Regions from separate parts of the Homo sapiens genome. Here region 1 is linked to region 2. The links are chromatin contacts, found by Hi-C or POLR2A ChIA-PET in ENCODE. All regions are on one chromosome and are shown on one strand. Each heading gives the region's core, a stretch centred on a gene start or an enhancer-like site at or near the end of the contact. The rest is flanking DNA. Distances are from core to core; before and after follow the strand shown.

Region 1 (3,728 bases), core at 216-2,715, 440 kb after region 2:
GGGACCTCACCAAATGCAGGATGTAACCAGAAGTGACACTGGTACCCCTGCTAAGGACTGGGCACTAATGCCATAGCATCTCCTTCAACCCTCACATTAACCCTATGGTGGTAGAATGACTCCTATTTTGCTAATGACAAAACTACATGCATTTACTCAACAATCTTCCTTGTGCACCTACTACATGCCAGGTATTTTCTAGGTGCTGGAGGTAGAGCATGGGCAAAAGGGACAAAAATCCCTGTCCCTGTGGAAGTGACATTAACAAGGTAATAAATAAGTTAAGGAAGTAAAATATAGAGCATGTCAGGTGGTGCTAAGAGCATGGAGAAAAATAAAGAAGAGTAGGAGCGTGGGGGATGCGTGAGGCTGCAATTTGATTTCTTTCTGGTTTTTTTTTTTTTTTTTTTTTTTTTTTTTGAGACAGAGTCTTGCTCTGTCACCCAGGCTGGAGTGCAGTGGCATGATCTCGGCTCACTGCAACCTTAGCCTCCCAGGTTCAAGCAATTCTCCTGCTCAGCTTCCCAAGTAGCTAGGATTACAGGCATGCACCACCATGCTCGGCTAACTTTTGTACTTTTAGTAGAGACGGGGTTTCACCATGTTGGTCAGGCTGGTCTTGAACTCCTGACCTCAAGCAATCCACCCGCCTTGGCCTCCTAAAGTGCTGGGATTACAGGCGTGAGCCACTGTGCCCAGCCTGCAATTTGATTTAAAGTGACTAGGGCGGCTGGGCAAGGTGGCTCATGCCTGTAATCCCAGCACTTTGGGAGGCCAAGGCAGGTGGATCATCTGAGGTCAGGAGTTCAAAATCAGCCTGGCCAACATGGTGAAACTCCACCTCTACTAAAAATACAAAATTAGCTGGGCATGGTGGCACATGCCTGTAATCCTAGCTACTTGGGAGGCTGAGGCAGGAGAATCGCTTGAACCTTGGAGGTGGAGGTTGCAGTGAGCCGAGATCGTGCCATTGCACTCCAGCCTGGGCGACAGAGCGAGACTCCATCTCAAGAAAAATAAATAAATAAATAAATAGAATAAATACATAAATAATTAAAGTAACCAGGAAATGTCTCATGGAGATGACCTTGGAACAAAGACATGGAGAAGGCAAGGGAGGTGGCCACGAGGATAACTTGTTCAGAAACTGACCTGGGGTTCCCAGGAATTGACAGGGCGGGTACTGGAATCTCTGTCTGGCTCTAAGGCCAGTGCTCTCCTTTCAACAAGGCTCTTTTTCAAGAAGCAGTGTCGCTGTCGTCCAAGCAGGCTGTGTGCGTGTGATGCTGTGTGCGCGCACATATGTGCTATTTAGGAATGTGTTATATTTCCATGGGTAGACCCTGTGGGGACCCAAGCTTCCCTACTGACATCTTCCAGAGGCTGAGGCCTCACATTGTTGGTTTTCATGGAAACTTGGCAACTTTCTAGTTATCCCGCCCTGAGCCCTGCACCACATTCCAATGGTTTTATTTGTGTGCCTTGGAGCTGTGCCAGGGCTGGGCCTGGGACAGGTTGCCATGGCGACCTCCCCACTCTTTCCAGATAAGAATTTCTCAAGGATGTTGACGTTGGGCCTGAAATAGTTCTACCCTGCTCTCAGCCCGTAGGAGGATGAACTTTGGCATGGAGAACTGAGTTAGGAAACCTACTCATTCCCTCAGTCTTTCAATTTGTGTACACTGAATCCTGGGTAAGAAAGACTTCTCGGGAGGGTACTCCAGGGCCCCCCAGCTTTAGGATTGAGGATGGCTTTGCTTAGGTACTAGAAGAGCTTCTTTCAGTTTTTCCATTCCAGTTGTTATATTCAGTGCTTGCCTTTGAGAGCCCTGCTAACATAAGATATTTTTTTTTCTTTTTTTTTCGAGATGGAGTCTCGCTCTTGTCATCCAGGCCGGAGTTCAGTGGTGCGATCTCAGCTCACTGCAACCTCTGCCTCCGAGGTTCAAGTGATTCTCCTTCCTCAGCCTCCCGAGTAGTTGGGATTACAGGTGCCCGCCACCATGCCCAGCTCATTTTTGTATTTTTTTAGTAGAGATGGGGTTTCACCATGAGAGCCAGGCTGGTCTCGAACTCCTGACCTCAAGTGATCTGCCCGCCTCAGCACCCCAAAGTGCTGGGATTATAGGTGTGAGCCACTGTGTCCAGCTTTTTTTTTTTTTTTTGAGATGAAGTCTTGTTGTGTGGCCCAGGCTGGAGTGCAGTGGTACAATCTTGGCTCGCTGCAACCTCTGCCTCCTGGGTTCAAGCAGTTCTTGTGTCTCAGCCTCCCTTGTGGCTGGGATGATAGGCATGTGCCACCACGCCCAGCTAATTTTTGTATTTTTAATAGAGACGGGGTTTCACCATGTTGCCGAGGCTGGTCTTGAACTCCTGGACTCAAACAATCCTCCTGCCTTGGCTTCCCAAAGTGTTGGGATTACAGGTGTGAGCCACTGCACCTGTCCTGAAAGAACAACTGTCACTGGGAATTTGCTTTCAGAAAGAAAAAATGTCAGTGTTCATGCCTTTAACTCAAAATAATTCTTAAGCCAAAATAGCATATTTTGGGGTGGCGTATTCTTCCGCCCTTCACTTTTTTTCCCAGTAAATATTATTTTGAGTGAATAAAGTGACTCATCCAAAAATTCTTTTTTTTTTTTGATGACTTGTCCAAATTCACTGCATCAGTTATCTATTTCTGTATAACAAAACACTCTTGGATTTAGTGGCTTATGACAACACTGTCTTATTTGTTTATGATTCTGTGGGTCAGCTATTTGAGGTGGGATGGATGGTTCTTCTCCTGGTCTTGGCCGAGACCACTTGCAACTGCAGTCGGCTGGGGGTTTGGCTGGGAGCTGGTTGATCTGGGGCCTCAGCCAGGGTATGTTTTTGCTCCTTGTGGTCTTACGTCCAACAGGCTAGTGTCCTGGGCTTCTTTCTGAGAAAGTGAGGCTGAGGGCCTCTTCAGGGGCAGATCCTGAAGCAGTTCTAGGGGTCTTCTCTAAAGAAAATAAAAGCCATTAATATGAAATTAGGTCCAGAGCCTTGGAAGAGGCCGGTGCAAGTAAAGGGCCCAAAGCTTGAGCTGCAGGAGCCTCCCAGAACATCCGCCTTTGGTCTTCTCTGCTCTTGGATCCTCAGTGAGACTTGATGGGGTCTGACATCATTCTTACCCTTGAGAATGGGCCAGGGAACTAGCATGACATGGAACAGGGCCTCTTCTCAGTGACACACCTAAGAACCCTCTCCCTCCTCCCCAACTTGCCCCTCTCCTCTCAATCTTGAAGCTGCTATTGCTGTACTTCATCACGCTGAATTTATTGAGACACAAACTTTTATCAGGCTTTAGATTTTATTTTATTTTATTTTTTTTGAGATGGATCCTCACTCTGTCACCCAGGCTGGAGTCCATCTTGGCTTACTGCAACCTCCACCTCCCGGGTTCAAGCAATTCTCCCACCTCAGCCTCCCGAGTAGCTGGAATTTCAGGCGAGTGACACCACATCTGGTTAATTTTTGTATTTTTAGTAGAGATGGGGTTTCACAATGTTGGCCAGGATGGTCTGGAATTCCTGACCTCAGGTGATCCGCTCGCCTCGGCCTCCCAAAGTGCTGGGATTACAGGCATGAGCCACTGGACCCCGCCAGATTTTATTTTATTTTATGAGTCAGGATCTCAATGTGTCGCCGTTGGAGTGCAGTGGCGCGATCATGGCTCATGCAGCCTCAAACTCTCCATCTCA
Region 2 (3,959 bases), core at 919-3,418:
TTTTTTTTTTTTGGAGACAGGGTCTTGCTCTGTTGCCCAGGCTGGAGTGCAGTGGCCTGATCATGGCTCACTGCAGCCTCAACCTTCATGCTTAGGCAATCCTCCTGCCTCAGCCTCCCGAGTAGCTGGAACCACAGGTACATGCCACCACAGCTGGCAAATTTTTTTTTTTTTTTTTGAGATGAAGTCTCACTCTGTCGCCCAGGCTGGAGTGCAGTGGTGCAATCTCGGCTCACTGCAAGCTCCGCCTCCTGGGTTCACACCATTCTCCTGCCTCAGCCTCCTGAATAGCTGGGATTACAGGCGCCCACCACCATACCCAGCTAATTTTTTTGTATTTTTAGTAGAGACGGGGTTTCACCATGTTAGCTAGGATGGTCTCGATTTCCTGACCTCGTGATCTGCCTGCCTGGTCCTCCCAAAGTGCTGTGATTATAGGATTATAGACCACTGCGCCCGGCCCAATTTTTTTGTACTTATTTGTAGAGACAGGGTCTCTCTATGCTGCCCAGGCTTCCAAACAACTTTTGTGACAGATACTATTATCATCCCATTTCACAGTTGCGGAAGCATCAGAAAGGTGAAGCCACCCGCCTAAGACCGAAGAGCTAGAAGCAAAAGAGCCAAATTTCAAAACTGCAAAGTGTTCCTGACCTCTGGGCTGTCCTGCTTCCTGGAAATTGCTTGGGCAGTGCGCTCCATCTTCCTGGGGCATTTAACCCACAAGTTTGCTAGCAGCCATGTTTTCAAGCTGCAACAACTACTTCTTGGATGGTGAGAATTGGGAGAGATGGCAGAAGGCCTGGGGAAGAGTGGGGATGCTGGGAAAGCCTCCTGGTGAGAAAGCTCAGGCCACAGCTGGGCCAGGGACATCCACAGCAGTCTCCAGGCTCTGACACCCCCTCCCCAACCCTGACTCCCTCCCAGGGGAGAGAATAACTTGGCTCCAAAGCTGAGGCCAGAATATAAGCCAGAGACCTGCTGACCTGACCCCCCCACCCTGGAATCTACTGAATCTGGGGCCAGGAGCAAGGAAGGGCTGACCCCAAACTGAACAAATCAAAAAGCCAAGTTCCCCTCTGAGCCCTGCAATTTTTTTTTCTTTTGGACCAAATAAGGAAGGAGCACCTGTTACTTTATAATCATACTGTAGGACAGCCTCGAGTTGAAAGCCATGGGATCTGGAGTCTTGAAAACGCGGTTCAAGCTCCTATCTTTTCTATTTCCAAACTCAGTGTCCTAGAGCAACTCACTCACTTTCCCCAAGCTTCAGTTTTTCTATCTATGAAATAGACAATGATACTCCTGTTAAGAGGGCGCTTGTAAGGATTTGGGGGACCAGAGGTTAAATTCGCTTCATTTTAGTTCACCTACGTTACTTATGTTTTGTTACATGTCTTAAGTTATGGTTTTAATAATCCCCCCACTCAAAAATAAACAAGATTAAAAGAATAATGAAAATAGTTAATAATAAGTGTCAACATTTATGGGCACTGATTTTGTGCTGTTTCAAGTGCTTTATACACATTAACTCATTTATCTTCATAAAAAGCCTATGAAGCCATTATACAGATGAGGAAACAGGCTCAGAGAGGCTAAGCATGTTGTTCAAGGTCACACAGCATGGAAGAGGCAAGCCGACTGACTCCAGAGCCTTAGCTTTGTGCCAGTCAGAATGGAAAAGAACTCCAAAAGACACCAACCTGGTTTATTCAAGTGCTGGCATGTAAGGATAAGGAAAAGCAGCCATCAGTTTGAATGACAGGCGATGGGTCCGGAGTAATTAGCCAAATGTATGAAGATTTCACCATTTCTAAACCATCCTGTTATATGACCACACATACCATCTTCATGGAAGTGCAGTAGCATCACCATGACAACTACTTTTGTGTTTTTACCTCTAATGTAATCGATTGTATTTTAAAATATTTTTAAATGAATAAAAGCTTTTGAATTTAATGTTTTAAGTAGGTAATACTTTCACCTGGTTAAAAACTCAAAAAGCTCGAGAGGCATAAAGTGAAAGGCCTCCTTCTCACCCCGGCCCCTGCCATCCTCTTCTCACAGTCAGCCAATGTTGCTAGTTTTGTGGGGAGGGGAAGAACTGATACTTTTTGAAAGTAGAAAGAGTGTGCTTGATTTGTTCTGAGGTCACAAGCCATAAAGCCCACCTTACTCTGGTTGATTTCTTCAGGTCGGCCTCAGCCTGATTTCCTGTACCCTTTGAGGCACTGCTGCTTCCTGCAGGTGATGGTTAGTCCCTTAGGGAGATGGTCAGTCCCTTCTCCCTCTGAACTTTCCCCTGAGGCACCCCCTTCAGTACCCGCTATGCTCCTGACCACATTCTCTCTGGCCTCTAGGCCTGACTGGTTCTCCATCCCCCAGAACCTGCAGAGCCTGTAAATGCCAGAGAAATCTCATCATCTCACACAGCTGATGTGGTAGAGGTGGACCCAGAGGTCACACCTGGGTGGCTTCAGGCTATATCTAGCCTATGAGATTTTTTGTTCTTTTTTGGTCTGCACAGTGATGTCAGAATTGGAAATCTTCACCTGAAAGTCCAATTTTCTGATTTCACTTGAAATATTGGCAGACTCAGCCACACTGAACCCATACTGATGCATGATGATGACAGCTGGAGCTGAGCAGCAGTTGCTCCCTTGAGAAGGAGCACAAGCTCTCTGGGTTGTATGGTCCCCGCCACTCTGGGTTGGTTAACATGGTAGGCAGGATCATAGTCACCTCCAAAGATGTCTGTGTCCTAATCCCTATAATTTGTGAATGTACTGTTACACGGCAAGTGGGAATTAAGTTTGCAGATGGAATGAAGGTTGCTATGCAGGATTATCTAGGTGGGTCCAATGGAATCAGAAGGGTCCTTAAAAGTGGGAGAGGGCAGCAGAAAAGAGTCAGAGAAAGAGAGGCAACCACGAAAACAGGGTCAGAGAGATGCCATGTTGCTGGCTTTGAAAATGAAGGAAGGGGTCACAACCCAAGGAATGTTGGCAGCCTCCAGAAGCTGGAAAAGGCAAGGAAATCAATTATCTTCCAGATTCTCCGAAAGGGAAGTCCCTGCAAACACCCTGATTTTAGCCCAGTGAGATCAGGTTGGTTTGAGAGCATAAACTTAAGTTGTTTTAAGTGACTAAGTTTGTAGTCATTTTGTTATAGCAGCAATAGAGAAGTAATACAGTTAATATGGGCCCTTGTAGGTCTCCAGGGATGGGGGAGTGGGGCACAGCTGTGAGAGCTGTTGTAAGTGTGCAAGACTCATAGCTTAAAGAGCTCGGTAAATGGCCATGAATGTTCTAATGAATAGGCGTAGCAGGCGGGTTCTGGGCAGAGTAGAGATATGGGTGACCCTTGCTTTGGTTTTTTCTCCCTCCACTCTTGTGACACCCTCTGCCCAGTTTCCTTCACAGCCCTGGGGCTTGCTGAGAGAGCCGGGCTGATATGTCAGGCCTTCAGCATTGAGTAGGGCAATCACTTAGCAAGTTGGCAGGTCTCAGCAGCTGGTGGAGGAATCTGGGCTCTGACTGAGGACAGGATTAGAGGTCAAAGTGGGAAAGTAGGGAATAGGCCCCAGACTGAGTAAAAAGACCAGGAGAGCTGAAGGTGGGGGAGGGTCAGGAGCAGGTTCTGAAAGGGGGTGCAAAGCTAGGCAGGGCCCAGACTTGAGGCCTGTTCTAGGTGGTGCTGGCTGGTAGGGGAATGACTGATGGTCTAGGATTGCTGAGGACAACTGTGCACCTGCCAGCACTGTCCTAAGCCTGCCTCTGAACACTAAGCTGTCAGCCTCTGTTTACCTTCCACTCTCAGTATAACCTGCATTCGGCCTATTTGTTGGGAGGCAACTGAAAAACTAATTTATCCTGAATTATTCTTAGTGACTGATAGTGGCTTACTGTGTCAGATACTTGCCAAGGAGATTCATGTTGAAGTGCATATCATTTTAACCT

What was found. Hi-C counts contacts between places; a loop is a spot of excess contacts on that map. ChIA-PET counts read pairs that join two places held with the same protein, here RNA polymerase II (POLR2A). Pooled maps may share reads with other maps.
Region 1: a pooled map of heart left ventricle shows a loop between it and region 2 (2.6-fold over the local background). The contact joins two enhancer-like sites. A Hi-C loop is called at or near these places in 1 of 168 maps with a recorded cell type or tissue (ascending aorta) and 6 of 50 pooled maps. POLR2A ChIA-PET finds 5 or more read pairs at or near these places in 2 of 52 experiments (BJ and OCI-LY7).

The regions. Positions count from the first base shown.
Region 1 is chr1:24,017,491-24,021,218 of GRCh38, forward strand. All of the region lies in intron 1 of LOC105376863 (a long non-coding RNA gene), which reads left to right. Among named protein-coding and RNA genes, the nearest start is that of SRSF10, 39 kb to the left of the region's middle. Within about 2 kb of position 1,466, at least 31 of the 41 ENCODE cell types and tissues checked have a DNase peak (open chromatin) inside an H3K27ac peak, as active enhancers do.
Region 2 is chr1:23,572,186-23,576,144 of GRCh38, forward strand. It overlaps LOC124903876 (a long non-coding RNA gene), which reads left to right. Exons shown (of 3, transcript XR_007065537.1): 3 at 562-1,515. Among named protein-coding and RNA genes, the nearest start is that of ID3, 15 kb to the left of the region's middle. RefSeq lists an enhancer at 2,572-2,661. Within about 2 kb of position 2,169, at least 5 of the 41 ENCODE cell types and tissues checked have a DNase peak (open chromatin) inside an H3K27ac peak, as active enhancers do.